Regions from separate parts of the Homo sapiens genome. Here region 2 is linked to region 1. Evidence: chromatin loops called from intact Hi-C (ENCODE). Cell type or tissue: mammary epithelial cell. All regions are shown on one strand.

Region 1 (8,000 bases):
CTCCCATGTCTACTCCGGCAGCAGTTGTGATGGTCACTGCTCCATGGCAGCATTTCACATTAGGTTTTATAGTTTCTCCTTTTAACAAGCTGGAAGAAAAGCTCTACTATCTGTACTTGCATTTTTACAGATAAGAAAAATCAAGGCTCAAAGAATTTAAACATATTTATTGAGGTCAGCATTTAAGAACATGAGTCCAAAACTCACACTCTTGCCCCTAAACCACACACATTCCTAAGTGGAGTTAGTCACTTTCTCCTCTCTCCCACTGTCTCTCCCACTGAACCATGAGATCTTCAAGGGAAAAACAGGGCCTTGTTCACCTGGCCAGCAGAGTTAGGCACTAAGAAATGTCTGCAGAGTGAGCACATCAGCTGCATCCGGGATGGAACACAGACGGCAGCCCCAGGCTGCTGCAGCCCTTGCCAGTGAGCACCATGGAGCCCTGCCAATTTCAGCCACAAGAACCACGGACAGCTCCCATGTGGCACTCCCTCCCTCTGGAAGCCTCCGGCAGCTGGGAGACCCTTTGGGAGTTCTCTGGGACTTGGGAGGCTCTGGTATCCTGGCCTCCTGCTGTTCCAGGTCCAACCAAGCCAGCCAGAAAAATGTGGGAGGTTGTCAACAAATGCCCTCCAAGTTTTTATCAGTGTGGGCTTAACTACATTGGCTACTAGCTTATTAAATAAAGTAAATTAGGTCTCAATTATTTGCCTGCACACCAGGCAGGAAAAATGAAATTTTCAATTTAAACATAATATTGCTATTAATATGCAGAGGCAGATCTGAGATCAGACTTTCTGTGCACTTCTACTGAGAGAGGTCAGAGAAGAGGGAGATTCTCATGAAGGGGTCCCCTCCCAACCAAGGCACCCACTGGAGAATCCCAGGCCCTTTCAGAAGAGCTGGGTTTTGGATGCCTGGAAAAGCAGTTTGGGAAGGAACAGCAGAACCTAAACCATGCGTCTGTTTTATTTTCTTCAGTGCATCACTGCCAAATGCCCTTATTAACATTACCTTTCCATATCAAAACATCTAAATCGGGCACATTCGAGGCCTCTGCATTTGCATTTTTTAATGGAAAGAGAGAACTAGTATCGAGGAAGGATGTGCTTAACTCCAAGCCCGTATCAGCCACACAATCCAACAACAGATGCTAGAGGACGTCTTCAAGAGGAGACTTTTAAAATCTACTCATGTGGTGTTATTTGGGCTTAATCAGCACAATGTGCTCTAAAAGCCAATTTCATATCTGGAATCAAAAGAACCAGGATTCAGTACCGATAGTCACCTTCTAGGGCCTCCCCTTCCAGAAACCCTTCTTGCTAAGGGCATCTACAATAAGGATGTAACGGCTCTAATGGAATAAAAATAATCTTTCAAATGTAGATATATATAAAGTTTAAAGAGTTTGAGGTTGGCCTGCTGGGGGGTACAAATTAATGACTAGTCAGACATGCAGTCTCAGGTATTGGGGGTATTTGGTGCCGGATGGTGACCAGCTGTTTGCTATTTCAGCTGAGGACAGAATGAACAGGAAAGATGCTTCCAACTACAGCAGGAGGGGGCCAGACGGGCAGGTGTGGCTAGCAACAGCAATGCCCTTCCAGGAGAGGTTGGTCTCATCCCTGGAGGCCAAGTCACAGTGGATAAGGAGCAAGCTTTTGGGTTCTGCCACCTTTCGCTGGGTGACCACCACCAAGTTATCTTTTAAACACTTTGAACTGCTTTGCGTCTAAAACGTGGGGATGATATTAGTGCTGGCTTCTCGGGGTCCTTAGGAGGATTTTAAAAGAGAAGCACATAAAACATTAGCTTAGTTCTGGCCCATGATTAAAAACAGGATAGACTCATTTGCGCAGTGTTCAGGTACAAGCTATACTTCACCAGACTCTCTTACAGGAGTCTCAACAATTGAAGAGATTTATTCACTGGGTTTATGAAGAGGCTGCTTCCAAAGAAACATAGGAAGCCCATAGAAACAAGTATGAGTTTTTATTTTGGGGGATTTTTTTTTTTAATCAAAATGGCGGGATGTTAATGGGGAGAGGAGGCACTGCTGGCAGACAGGAATGGGAAAGAAAACCACAGGCGGGAAGAGGAGGGAGTGGGGGAGAGGACGTGAGGGGGAAAGATGCGCCAGGCAGGGGGGCAGGAGGACTGCACGCAGGGTAAGTTCCCTCCCCAAAGCAAGGGAAGAGCTGATGCCTCCTCGGAAGGTCGCCCAGAGAGGGGAGGGACAGGCTTCCTGTCTCTGGCTCATTCAGGCTCCAAATGCCAGGTCTCCAAGGTCGGAGAGGACGTCTCCTGTTTCAGCGCCACCACAGAATCTGCCCGCTAGAGGCCCCATCACCCATCTGCTAATCACGCATGTGCCTTCCTAGCCTCAGATGCTTATGGCCCTGCTGAAGGCCTGGTGTTTGTGCCATCGGTTACATGCAGAGGGGCATGATCTGGGTCCCAGTGGCACTGCCCTGCTTTCCCGGGGTCCCCAGTGGCACGGCTCTGCGTCCTCGGCGTCCCCAGCAGTACTGCTGTGAGTCCCCAGGGTCCCCAGCGGCACTGCTCTGAGTCCCCGGGGTCCCCAGCGGCACTGCTCTGCGTCTCTCTGGGTCTCCCCCATTCCCGTCTAGTCTGGGTGAGACCCTTGGCCAGTCCCAACCGTGTGTGAACAGGCCCAGCAGCTGTGGCCACAGGGTCCATGACACTGGGGCGCCTGCTCTGCAGCCCCAGCCATGCGCTGTGCATGCATGTGTGTGCATATGTGACACCCACGTGCCTTCTGCAGAGACATCCAGGAGAAATTCCCACTGAAGGGGATGGCGGCAGCATCTCCCGTAGATCACTGCTCCTGACCTCCGCTGGCAGCCCTAATGGCCCTCTGGAGGATCCAGGTAATACAGTCACCCTCCCCTAGACCTATATCCTCCAAATGTTCCCAGTGAGGAATGTGAGCTCCTGCATCCAGAACCACCCTCTCCCCTGGCTGCCTGGCCCCCTGCGGAGATCACATGCATCTCTAATTTCTCTGTGTTCCGGCAACTCGGGGATTTAGAGCTGGAAGAGAAACCAGTGCGTGAGCAGTCTCACAAAAGCTCTAGCCTGAGGGCCCGAGTATTTGCTAAATGCAAAGCCTGCCAAACTGCACCCCCAAGGCCCTAATGTTCTCCCGTGAGCCACCCACCGAAGACGAAAACAGCTTCCCTGGAACCAACCTTCAGGAGCCACTGCTAATAAAGGCAGGCGTTTCTTACGTTCTACTGAAAAACGTCACCATATAAGGAAGATGACCAACCAAAGAGGACAGGAAGGGTGGGTCTGAGAAAGAGTCGAAGCCATTCTGCAACGGGGTAAATGTTTTCCGCCGAGCCTCTGGATGAGAATTTTGATGGCTCACATTTCCCGGACACTAGCTGGAAAACAAGCCCTGTGCTTTTAAGCACCCGACATCATGCACCATCTCCTTTTAACACCAAATAGCTGTAGGTGGACAGCACTATTACTGACCCCACCTGACGGAGCAGGCACGTGCACACACACACACACAGAGACATGCACACACTCAAGTGCACACACAGAAAGGTAAGGCAGACAAGCCTAATTAACCTAAGAAAATCTAACCCCAGGTTGCTGCCAGAAATGGACTTTGAGAATGCAGCTCAGGGTGAGCGTAGGGTGGGGGAAAGAGGAGGGCCCCTGCCTCTGAGTGAGGCCCCGATGCACCCACCATCCTATGAAAGCAAGCCTGCCCAGAGGCCTGTGCCAGCGGCCTTGGCAGTCAAATGTTCCCTAAGTGGCCACCTGTCCCGTCCTGCCAGGCTCCACAGCTGGGCAGACCTTCCACAAGTGAGAAAGCTGGGGCTGCGTGTCCATGCCCCAGAGCACACTGCAGCACACCCAGGCCAGTGAAGAAACTTGGGGGGTGGTTTGGTTGATTTCATTTTGTTTTCTTGAGGCAACCACACATTGAAGACTCTCAGAAACACCTGCTTTCTACCTTATTACAGTGACCTCTGGTGGTCAAGAATCAGATATTGCACAGCCAAATTAGAATTAAATAGCTTAATTTCAAGCAACTCTAGGTAACAAACGCCTAGAGGTCCTTTAAGAGGTTCTGAGAAGAGCAGAAGAGAAGGAACTGTGAGTCGGGAGCTGCTGCCAGCCCTACTGAAGGGAGGAGACTGGCTGTCACCTGACCCTGAGCAAAACCCGCTAGGGCTTCTCAGATGATGCTTCCAGAGCAAATGCGAAAGGCCTCCGCGCTCCAACCTGGGGCGGCATCTCGGCTGCTGCTCCCCCTCCCCCGACCAGCTGGTGGCATCTCAATGCCAGGCTTAGAGGGCACGGGCTCAGGGAGGTTTTTAGCAAAAGCTTTCCCCCTGCCAGGGGACCTGCCATGAGCTCAGGGGGAGGAAGGGTTTCTGGAAGGCTTGCGATCTCAGCGCCACCACCAGCCCTGCTCCAGCTGCTCCAGGGCTGAACAGGGAGAGGCAGGGAAACTGGGCTCCTTTCCCCCCACTGGAATCACAAGTCCCAGCCAAGAGAAGAAGGTCGGCCAGGAACAAGAGGAAGAAACAGCGTTTCTGCCCACACTCCATGGTACACTGGGTACCCAGGCTATGGTGCCAGGGCAGCCCAGGGAAGGGGGACGAGGAGGCAAGAGAAGCAGCATCTGCTTTGGGAGTCATTCTGGAGACTGAAAGGAAAGATAAAATCCCAGGGGCCATGATCAATATCCCCTTAGCCCTAAGCCAGGGCAGCAGAAGTCAGAGGCTGGAGGAGGGGAATTCTCCTGTGGAAAACAAAGCTGAACAGGGTATCCTGGAACAAACCTTAGCACAAGCAAGCACCTCTATCACCCTATCCCCAAGGACACTCTCAAGACATTCTAGACAGATGCTTTAAACCCTAAAAACTCTCCAGGGACAAGCATCCAACAACCTCAACCCATTCTAGGAGCTTCTAGAAGCTTCCAGATCAGAGCATTCAGACGTTAACCCCTGCACACATTATTGCCACCACTTGGTCTGTCCATAGTGTGGAGGCTTCAGTCAAATCCCCAAACACTAATGACAGATCCTCCCAAGGTATCGAGATAGTCTAGGCCTTGCTGTTTTGAATATGAAGACAGACTGGTTCGCTCTCCTGATATTCTTTGGAATTCAAAACGGATGTAGAATATCAATATCGTCTCAATTTTCCTTTATCTACGAGGAGACGTCAGCAAACCTTTCTGCCAAGGATTGTACAAGGATCATTAAAAGGAAAATGTCCATGGTAATTGTGCCTTTATGCGTATTTCTTCACTCCAATATTCTATAACATAATAATGTTTCACATTTCTACAGAACTGTCTTTTCAGCATGTTTTCGCATTATGCTTAATTTCGTAAGAGTTTCTCAGCCCCACATAACGACACAGTTCAATGCAAAATCAGATATAAATCTAGCTTAAGAGACTCTCAACAGGAATTTCACTTAAAACTGTAAATGTTAAAAGATTCTGCCTCTGATTTATGTTCTGTTGTGTGTGTGTGTTTCAAACAGTGAGCTTCCCCAGCCCTCTTAGACAATAGATGCTGGCAAAGCCACAGCAGCCACAGCCCAGGCCTCGCAGGTCTGACTGGACTGGCTCTGAGCCCCTCTGCAGAGGAAGCCGAGAAGGGGACAGAGGGCAACCCTTCGGTAGAAGCTCCAGCTCCGGGGCCGTGTGGGGCCTCGTGTAGAAAATGAACCAAGGGTGGCTGACACCGTCGCCCGCACTGGCTTGGGGCCAACTTTTAGGGAGTCATTTTGCAGCTTTATCTCATTTCCCTGCTCCTCCAAAATGCCAGGGCAGCATAAGGGCCCTCCGCCTCCTGCGCCCACACGCACCTGTCTTAAAAAACAGAGGGAGGGCCAGGCACCATGGCTCATGCCTGTAATCCCAGCACTTTGGGAGGCTGAGGCGGGCAGATCATGAGGTCAAGAGATCGAGACCATCCTGGCCAACATGGTGAAACCCAGTCTCTACTAAAAACAAAGATTAGCTGGGTATGGTGGTGCACATCTGTGGTCCCAGCTACTCGAGAGGCTGAGGCAGGGGAATCGCTTCAACCAGGGAGGCAGAGGCTGCAGTGAGCCAAGATCGCGCCATTGCACACGCCAGCCTGGACCGCAGAGTGAGACTCTGTCTTTAAAAAAAAAAAAAAAAAGAGGGAGATCCATGGCCAAGGCAGAAAGTCCTAGGTCAGGGTTTTATTCTGTATTGTACCTGGCTGTGGTCATGACCTTGCACATGTCAAGGTGAAAAGATGACCCCTGACTCCCTGCTTACGGGTACACCTGGGAGACGGGCAAGCTGACAGTGCCAAGAGCTCATTTGGGAAGAAGCAGGCTGATGCCTTCAGGTGCTGTGAACTGTGAATTCTTGATGGAATTAATGAATCCAGAGGAGGCATTCATCCATTGTCTAAGCACATTTAAGACAATTTTAAAATGTGGATTATTTACATACTAGGCTCTAATGACTCCGAAGCAACCATTACAGTCCGTCACGTAAAGCCATATCCAAGCAATCTGATTGCACCGGATCACACGCATGCCGTGTTTAGACAACTTACAGTACACAAATTATTTACATCGTGAAAACATCTCTGTAGCCCTGGCATTACGCTATCAAGAGACAACACAGCAGCAGATTAAATTGAAATATGCTGGCAGCTTTTGAAACTTTCGACTTTATTCCAAAATGCTAAAAGCCAAAAAAAAAAAAAAATCACAGTTAGCGTGTCTAAAATTTCACTTGAAAGGTGGGGCTGTGGTGAGTTGCCACCCAAAAAAAGAAAAGTCGCCACTTTGCAATTGTAAAATCCATTTATTTAAAGAAGATTGAAGTATCCAAGCCTTCTGATAGCACTTAACATATTTTAAAATATGCACTGCAAAGCTCTAAAAGTTCCTGAATTCCTCCATAAAAAAAAAAAAATGTTTTGCCACTTCTAATGGACTCCAACCAACTCCAAGCAGAATCTGTAGGGTACACGCCCCCAGAAAAAAGGCAATTGAAATGACTTGTCTATATCTTTCCAGGAAAGTAAATTATATGTAAGTCTGTACTCACACTCCCACTCCCCTATAGGTTACCCATTTTCCTCCCACACTCCACAGCCCACAGAAATGAAGAGAAAATTATCAAGTGGGTTTAGGTGCTTGGATACCTAATTGCAACAAATCTAAGCGCCTCATCTTTCTGCCTTTTAGAACTTTGGTTTCAGACTTTAAAGCGATTCCCATTAGCCACATGCCAATTAGCTTCGAGCATTTCACAGAATAGAACGCCCCTTGAGATAAATCGCCCCACATACCTACACGTCTTCCAAATATCTCCATTTGTTTTTCAATATCTCACTAAAATGAGGGAGGCTCTTGGACAATGGTTCAGATGTGAAAGGAAGCGCTATTAATTTTAATTCAGAGTCCTCAAACCAAGGTATCAGAAAGGACCCCAGACTTAATTAAGGACAACACAAGTCTCTCTAATCCAAAGAATGCTCCATTTCTGTCCCCTGTGCTTCAAGAATTACAAGGGTTGCCTGGGCATTTTGTAGCTTTGCAAGGGAAGCAAAGCTTTGTATAACTAGGTTTGATGATGATGATAGTAAAAAAGAAGGGAGGAGGAGGAGGAGGAAGAAAAGTGGGAAGGTGGCAGCCATGACGCCACACTCCAACAGTATATTAAATGGCGTAATTCACACAGAAGTATATAAAGCATAAAGTAAAAGTCACATTGCTCAGTAACCCTGTTCCAGCAAATTACCACCAGAAGTGGTTTGCTATGACCCTTGGCATATAGAAACATCTTTGTTATTTATTTATTTTATTTTATTTTTTATTTTTGAGACAGAGTCTTGCTCTGTCACCCAGGCTGGAGTGCAGTGGCAGGATCTCGGCTCACTGCAACCTCCACCTCCCAGGTTGAAACAATTCTCCTGCCTCAGTCTCCTGAGTAGCTGGGATTAC
Region 2 (8,000 bases), 75 kb before region 1:
GGAGGGCGAGAGGAGCGTGCACAGTACCACCAGCTTCCCCTCGGACACTCACAGAGCCCAGAACACTCCATGGCCTTTCCCGGAAACAGCCTCAAGCCCATCCCTGCTCTGCAGGCCGGCATTCCCAAGGGCCTTTCCTATGCCCTGAGGGATGAGGAGCCAGGGGGAGTGACTGACAAGCCATAGGAGCCCCAAGGAGAAGGTGACATCAGAGAGAGGAAGAGGGTCAAAGGCAGTGCCCTCCCCTAGAACCCAGCCTCTCACCCTGCCAGATGCCCATAAGACTCAGGACACAGAGTCACTCCCAAAGAGCCACGTGGCACCCCCCTCGCGGCTCTCCCTGCTCCACTGTGGGTCCCCAGCCAGGCCTCAGCACCAACAGCCAAGTCTAGGGAATGCTCTGGAGGGCTGCCAGAACTCGCCGTGCCAGCTCCCGTCTCGGGCTGTGTACCCTACCTCAGCAGGCACAGTGGAAGAGCAGAACCCTGCCTTGTTCTTTCCAGAGACCCCCTGGGCACTGAGGTGATCTGACCTCCCCATAGCCCATCAGTGCCTACTGAATTATCTGAGAAAAGTGCAGTAATGGTCAGTTATCACAGCTCTCCTGTTATGTGTGCCTCCATGCACTTCACCCATGACCGCAAGAGTTCTCCAGTTCTTTTGTGACTGACCATTTCTGTGGGAAAGTGTGTGGCTGTTCTCTAGCAACCAGAACATTCCCTTCACTGGAACATCTCACTTATGACCACATTAGAGTTTGATTTGATCCATCTTATCCACCCATTGTGTATCGGAAATTGTAACTTATTTTTTATGACTGTCTATAGCACCCATCAGAATGCCCTACTGGGATCCCACGGGGCCTTTCAATTACACACATAGCTCATGTTCTTTCAGTTACACACATAGCTCATGTTCCTTTCCATTTAAACCCAGTCCTCGGCCAGCCCTGGCAAAAAGCCAGGGTCACTTGGTGGCCAGAAATGCACACAGAGCTCTGCTTCATGCCATATTCGATCCTCCAGGTAATGTGGTTGATGCAGCTTCTCTTGGAAGATTTTATTTTCCTCCATTTGTGGCCACCAGGCCCCTAGGAGGCAGTACAGAGGCTAGATACCACTGGCAGAATTGCTGGCTCTTCTTAGTTGCCACAAGTGAGAGCACTTCTGCAAAACAACCCTGGCCCTGACATCTCTGCTGAAGGCCGACTCTCTTTGAAAGATAACTTTATGAAATGATTAATGATACCTTAATCACAAGTGTGGCTCTGAGATTTTAATTCCATCCCTGATAACATCAGAGATGTAGCAGACAATGAAAACTGTATCACCTCAAAGCAGGCAGTGCGATTAAACCTCTTGACCCATAGGGAGGATCCTTGAATCATCATCCAGTTGGGTCTTTCCTACTCCACAAAGGGAGGCAGCAAGGCCTGAGCATGGGCTTTGGGATCTGTGGTGGGGAGAGCCTAAGATCCCCCCTGCGTTATCCCTACCTCTTGGGCTCCATACCCTGGTGCAGTCCCTTGGCCCCCAAATGTGGGCAGAATGTGAGCTTTGCTTCTCACCAACAGAACGGCAAAGGCAATGGGATAGTACTTCTGTGATTTGTTCACATACGGCCAGCAGGAACGTCCATCTTGCTAGCAGGCTCTCTCTCCCCTGCTGGCTCTGATGAAGCAAGCAGCCACCTTGAAGGGCCCACATGTCCAGGAACTAAAGGTGGTCTCCACCCACAGCCAGCACGGAACTGAGGCCCCTGTCCAACAACCTGTGAGGAATTGAACCCTGCCAGGCCTATGTGAGCTTGGACACCAGTCCTGCCTTAGCCAAGCCTTCCTATGAGACCGTAGCCTCAACTGACACTTTGACTGCAGCTTCATGAGGGACATTGAAGCAGAGAACACAGCTAAGCCAGGCCTGGGTTCCTGACCCTCAGAAACTGTGAGATAAGGATCATGTGTTGTGTTATGCCACTCAGTGTGGGGTAATTTGTTACAGAGGAACAGATAACTAACACCAAGTTAGACAGATCTGAGTTCTGGTCCTCATTCCTCCATTTGCCATCTGTGTGATCTTGAGCCAGTTACTCAGCCTCGGTTTCCTCATCTGTAGAATGGTGATAATAATTATACCTATCTCGGGGTGGTTGTAAGGATTAAATGTGACAGTTGGTCGAAAGGTTCTCATGAGGGTTCCTTGGGGGAGTTCAGCCCTAACTTGGCCCACAGGTATCCATGGTGACAAACTAACTTCTCTGCTGTGCATCAGAATGGTACTAGCTATGCACCATCCTCAGAAGGACTGAGAAAAGGCCACGCACATCATTTTCTGTACGGCTTAATTCTCTTATGAAACCCCAGGTGAGAAAGTCTGCAAGGAAGTCTCCCATTAACAGCAGCTGAATCCTTTGTTACTGTTGTATTGTTATATCAGATGCCCTGATTCTCCAAAGGTAGAAATTCAGTCTTGTCTAGTCTGGCATCAAGAGGCCTCTCCTAAGCCCTCTTCCTCATCCTGCCCACTCTACCCACCAATTAGCCCAGAAGAGAGATCGCAGAGTAACTTAATAACAACAGGATTTCTTGCCAATAACAAGCATTCTTCTGTATGTTTTCGGCTCAGGGGTTCTTCCATGTTAACTATCCAGAACTCCGATTTGGCAGGACAGAAATAAAAATGATGCCCCCCGCTGTTCACTGCTGTCCTTTCCAGGGATTATATTAGTTTCGGCAAGAGGAGGGGTATGGGGAGGTTAGGAGCCCTGTGGTTTGTGTCTCTCATGTTTAATACAATACTCATGTTGACCTCTTGAGGATTCTCCAACACCCTCTGCACTGGTGTTCATCTGGGTTCGGGCTTAGACAACAGCTGGACAGAAAGGTGGGGTTTCAGCAGTGCCGCAGTGGCTCTTGATTGGTTTTGGGGAGAGACTGCACCAAAGGAGTCGTTTTAATGAAACAGATCAAGTGCTAGCAAGTCTTCAGAGAACACAGAAAGCATTTAATCCTTTAATTTCTGAAATCTGAACTGACATCAGGGGTCCTTGGAGAGCTCTGTGAATTAAGGCGATTCCTGCTCTCCAGACCCCAGGCTGCATGTGAACTGCACGGGTATCCGGGAAATACAGGAGTTACTGGCTTAGCAAATTATTTCTCATCCCACACAAAGATAAACTCTGTTCATTACACATGCCGCACGCTACTCTTCAGCATAAAAATCAGCTTCTGAAGTCAGCTCGTCTTCTGACAAACACAGCTTGTTATACAAATGGGTTTGTATTCGGAGCCTCTCAATGGCAAGGTTCCCGTTGTGTTTCCCTCCCTTCCATCAAGGTCTCCTGCCTCAGTCCCTGACACACAAATGGTTCTGGTGCCACCAAACCATATTCCCCACTCAGGGTGTGGAGTGTATGTTTGCAAAAGCAAACAGGCTGCTATTCATCTAGCGCACCGGGACACACATTTTTTAACAATAAAAAATTTCAAACGATGTGTAGAGACACAGTCATAAACATTTCTGACTCCAAAAACCACCTTTTGAGTAGAATCAAAAGCATCAAAGCTCAGACAAACTTCTCTGCTGTGCGTCAGAATGGTACTAGCCAACAGCCATCCCACTCTTGTGGGATGCCAACAGCCTGGGGAACACATGAAGACCCCAACTCTCCAAAAAAAAATTTTTTTTTTAATTAGCCAGGCATGGTGATGTACTCCTGTGGTCCCAGCTACTCAGGAGGCTGAAGTGAGAGACTCACTTGAGCCCAGGAGATCGAGGTTGCAGTGAGCCAAGACTGCACCACTGCACTCCAGCCTGGGTGGCAGAGCAAGACCCTGTCTCAAAAAAAAAAAAAAAAAAAAGGATGCCAAGAATCTGCAGTCCCACTCTGACCCCTGCCACTCCTGTACTCCCAACTCTAGAGTCCCTCCATCAGGCAATGCCCTCAGGTGACAAGAAGAACAGTGGCTGGATCTAGAAACTATTTTCCCAGCAATCAGAGCTGGCTGTACCCATCAATAGAGACAACCACAGGCATGAGGATTTGAGCGACGGATGCTCTGAGACCCAAACCGCCCACATGAGTCAGCCTGTCCTCCAGGCTTGGAGGTAATGAAGCCTTTGTAAGCCAACACCTCGGCTGAAAATGCTGATTAAATTAGTCAGCCAAAAGCCTAGTGGGTCCCGAAAGGGCTGGGACACAGAACAGAGGAGTTCTGTAGGAAGAATAAAAAGCCAGGAGAGTTAAAAGGGCTGCCTGAGTGGGCAGGCCTGGTAGGGACAGCAGGATGACCACAGCAGAACGGGAATTGGCTGGAAGAAGCGAGAGAGTCCGCCATCCCCAGGGAGCAGGAATTAGAAACACAAAGGAGGAGGAGCTGGTGGCTGAGTGAAGACCAATTATGGCTGAGATATGCTGATTTTTAGACACTCCCTTAACTGGTCTTTAAGGAGTTGCATAAGCCAGCGCCAGAGGCCGTCCTCTGCTCAACACTGGAAGGCAGTAGGCAGTGGTGTGCTAGAGTCACCCGTGCCCACTAGGGGGGAGCCAGTTATTAAACGTTCAGGGTTTTGAGCCAGTTAGGTTATTTAATCACTGGTAACTGGAAGTCATCCATGGCAGGAGTGGTTACCCCATGGAAACTGGTAAGTGCTAGGACATAGCAACCCTTCTCCCCACCACTGAGCATTCACCAGCACACGGGCCACAGGTGCTCATTACTCTCCAGGCTGCCATGCACTTCTTGCTTCATCAATTGAGTTCTATGTGTACTGAGAATCAGCTCTGTTTATCCCCAAACGTGCTGTGCTGGCTGTACTCTTTATTGTAATTACATAAAAAATATAGAAAATAGTGAAATGTGAGTATAAAAAGAAAGATAGGCCAGGTGTGGTGGCTCACACCTGTAATCCCGGCACTTTGGGAGGCTGAGGCGGGCGGATCACCTGAGGTCAGGAGTTCAAGACCAGCCTGGCCAACATGGCGAAACCCCATCTGTACTAAAAATACAAAAATTAGCTGGGTATGGTGGCGGGCGCCTGTAATCCCAGCTACTTGGGAGGCTGAGGCAGGAGGAGATCACTTGAACCTGGGAGGTGGAGGATGCAGTGAGCCGAGACTGTGCCACTGCACTCCAGCCTGGGCAACAAGAGCAAAACTCTGTCAAAAAAAAAAGTAGTTATTTCTATGAAAACTAAGTTGGCCGGGCGCAGTGGCTCAAGCCTGTAATCCCAGCACTTTGGGAGGCCGAGGCGGGTGGATCACGAGGTCAGGAGATCGAGACCATCCTGGCTAACACGGTGAAACCCCGTCTCTACTAAAAATACAAAAAAAAAAATTAGCCAGGCGTGGTGGCAGGCGCCTGTAGTCCCAGCTACTCGGGAGGCTGAGGCAGAAGAATGGCGTGAACCCGGAAGGCGGAGCTTGCAGTGAGCCGAGATCGTGCCACTGCACTCCAGCCTGGGAGACAGAGAGAGACTCCATAAAAAAAAAAAAAAGAAAGAAAGAAAAGAAAACTAAGTCAAATACTTAGCAAGACTCAAAGTGAGTTGCTTAAGGAATGCTATGAAATTAAAGTGGGTGGATTCAGCTGTAAAATATTGGGGGGGATGGTTCATAAAACTCTAGAAGGATTCTATTCTCTGATTGCTTCACCAGTGTGTCCATAAGTTGCCCCTCCATGTTGAAGAAATCTAAATGAGAAGTTGTAGGCAAGGTCTTACAAGGTGATCTGTGAAAAGAGACAGAACTCACCCACAAACAGCAGGCCACACTAAGGAAAACCAAGAAAACCTTGCCCTGCCTCGAAAGATTGGTAAGTCCATACTCACTTATAGGTTTTAAGTTAAATTTTTAACTTATGTACCTACAAGTACAATTCCCTACTTTAAGTGATTTTTTAAAATTAACTGATTAATGACTCAACCTAGCTGAGTCAGTGGTGAAGAACTGGAGGTTACCCGTCAAGAGATGGTGGTTGAAGGCATGGGGTAGAAGGCAAGGAGGAAAGACAGGGAAAACCCATAAAGTTAATAAGGAGAGAGGCTTGCAGACTCAGGAGGGCATGAGGGTTGATGTTACATGAGGGGTCATCTTATGTGAGGGGTAAAATGTTATGTGTCAATCTAACTGGGCCACGAAGTATTTGGATATTGGCCAAACATGATTCTGGATGTGTGGATGAGGGTGCTTCTAAATGAGATTAACATTTGAATCAGCAGAGTGAGTAAAGAAGGTTGCCCTCCTCATGTGCCCATCCAATCAGCTGGAGACCTGAATAGAACAAATAAAAGCAAAAGCTGCCCCTCCCATGAGTGAGAAGATGCCCTCCTGCTTGACTGCCTTGCATGGGGACGTGAGTCTTTTCTGGCCTCTGAAGTCAGACTAAACTTGACTCTTTCTGGGTCTCAAGCCTGCTGGTTTTCAGACTGGAACAACACCATCAGCTCTCCTGGGTCTCAGGCTTTCAGATTCAGACTGGAACAACATCATCAGCTCTCCTGGGTCTCAGGCTTTCAGATTCAGACTGGAACAACATCATCAGCTCTCCTGGGTCTCAGGCTTTCAGATTCAGACTGGAACAACATCATCAGCTCTCCTGGTTCTTAGATTTTTCGGACTCACACTGGAACACCACCATCAGCTCTCCTGGGTCTCAGGTTTTCGGACTCACACTGGAACACCACCATCAGCTCTCCTGGGTCTCAGGTTTTCGGACTCACACTGGAACACCACCATCAGCTCTCCTGGGTCTCAGGTTTTCGGACTCACACTGGAACACCACCATCAGCTCTCCTGGGTCTCAGGTTTTCGGACTCACACTGGAACACCACCATCAGCTCTCCTGGGTCTCAGGTTTTCGGACTCACACTGGAACACCACCATCAGCTCTCCTGGGTCTCAGGTTTTCGGACTCACACTGGAACACCACCATCAGCTCTCCTGGGTCTCAGGTTTTCGGACTCACACTGGAACACCACCATCAGCTCTCCTGGGTCTCAGGTTTTCGGACTCACACTGGAACACCACCATCAGCTCTCCTGGGTCTCAGGTTTTCGGACTCACACTGGAACACCACCATCAGCTCTCCTGGGTCTCAGGTTTTCGGACTCACACTGGAACACCACCATCAGCTCTCCTGGGTCTCAGGTTTTCGGACTCACACTGGAACACCACCATCAGCTCTCCTGGGTCTCAGGTTTTCGGACTCACACTGGAACACCACCATCAGCTCTCCTGGGTCTCAGGTTTTCGGACTCACACTGGAACACCACCATCAGCTCTCCTGGGTCTCAGGTTTTCGGACTCACACTGGAACACCACCATCAGCTCTCCTGGGTCTCAGGTTTTCGGACTCACACTGGAACACCACCATCAGCTCTCCTGGGTCTCAGGTTTTCGGACTCAGACTGGAACACCACCATCAGCTCTCCTGGGTCTCAGGTTTTTGGACTCACACTGGAACACCACCATCAGCTCTCCTGGGTCTCCACCTTGCTGACTGCAGATTTTGGGATTATTTGGCCTCCATAATCACAGGAGCCAATTTCTTATAAAAAATCTCTTTGCCTATGTCAAGCTTGTCCAACCCACAGCCCACAGGCCACATGCAGCCCAGGACGGCTTTGAATGCAGCCCAACACAAATTCATAAACTTTCTTAAAACATTATGAGTTTTTTTGTGATTCTCTTTTTTTTGTTTTTTCTGGCTTATCAACTAGTGTTAGACTATTTTATGTGTGGCCCAAGACAGTTCTTCTTCTTCCAGTGTGGCCCAGGGAAGCCAAAAGATTGGACACCCGTGGTCTATGTATATGTATGTACACACACACATACACACACACACAGAGGCACACGTTGGTTCTGTTTCTCCAGAGAACCCTGACTAATACAGGGTACCCTGGGTCACAGCAGTGGTGCCTTCCCTCCCACTGCTGCCACTGGGTCTGGGTGTCTGAGGCCCCCACTAGACATAACTCTGAGGGCAGCAGCTCAGGGCCTTG

The links. Peaks named below come from ENCODE experiments on the same cell type or tissue, not always from the same donor. Only the 100,000 strongest peaks of a DNase experiment are listed, where the experiment ranks them.
Region 2: a loop joins it to region 1, with 5 times the contacts of the local background. A loop is called at or near these places in 2 of 110 quality-filtered maps.

Annotation. Positions count from the first base shown.
Region 1 is chr1:7,038,917-7,046,916 of GRCh38, reverse strand. All of the region lies in intron 3 of CAMTA1 (calmodulin binding transcription activator 1), which reads right to left. Among named protein-coding and RNA genes, the nearest start is that of CAMTA1-AS3, 29 kb to the right of the region's middle. In mammary epithelial cell, a CTCF peak has its summit at 4,008 (motif pointing left); a DNase peak (open chromatin) is centred at 446.
Region 2 is chr1:7,114,150-7,122,149 of GRCh38, reverse strand. The region is part of intron 4 of CAMTA1 (calmodulin binding transcription activator 1); the gene reads right to left. Among named protein-coding and RNA genes, the nearest start is that of CAMTA1-AS3, 100 kb to the right of the region's middle. In mammary epithelial cell, CTCF peaks have their summits at 1,101 (motif pointing right) and 4,548 (motif pointing right); a DNase peak (open chromatin) is centred at 4,279; H3K4me3 peaks cover 658 bases; H3K27ac peaks cover 1,501 bases.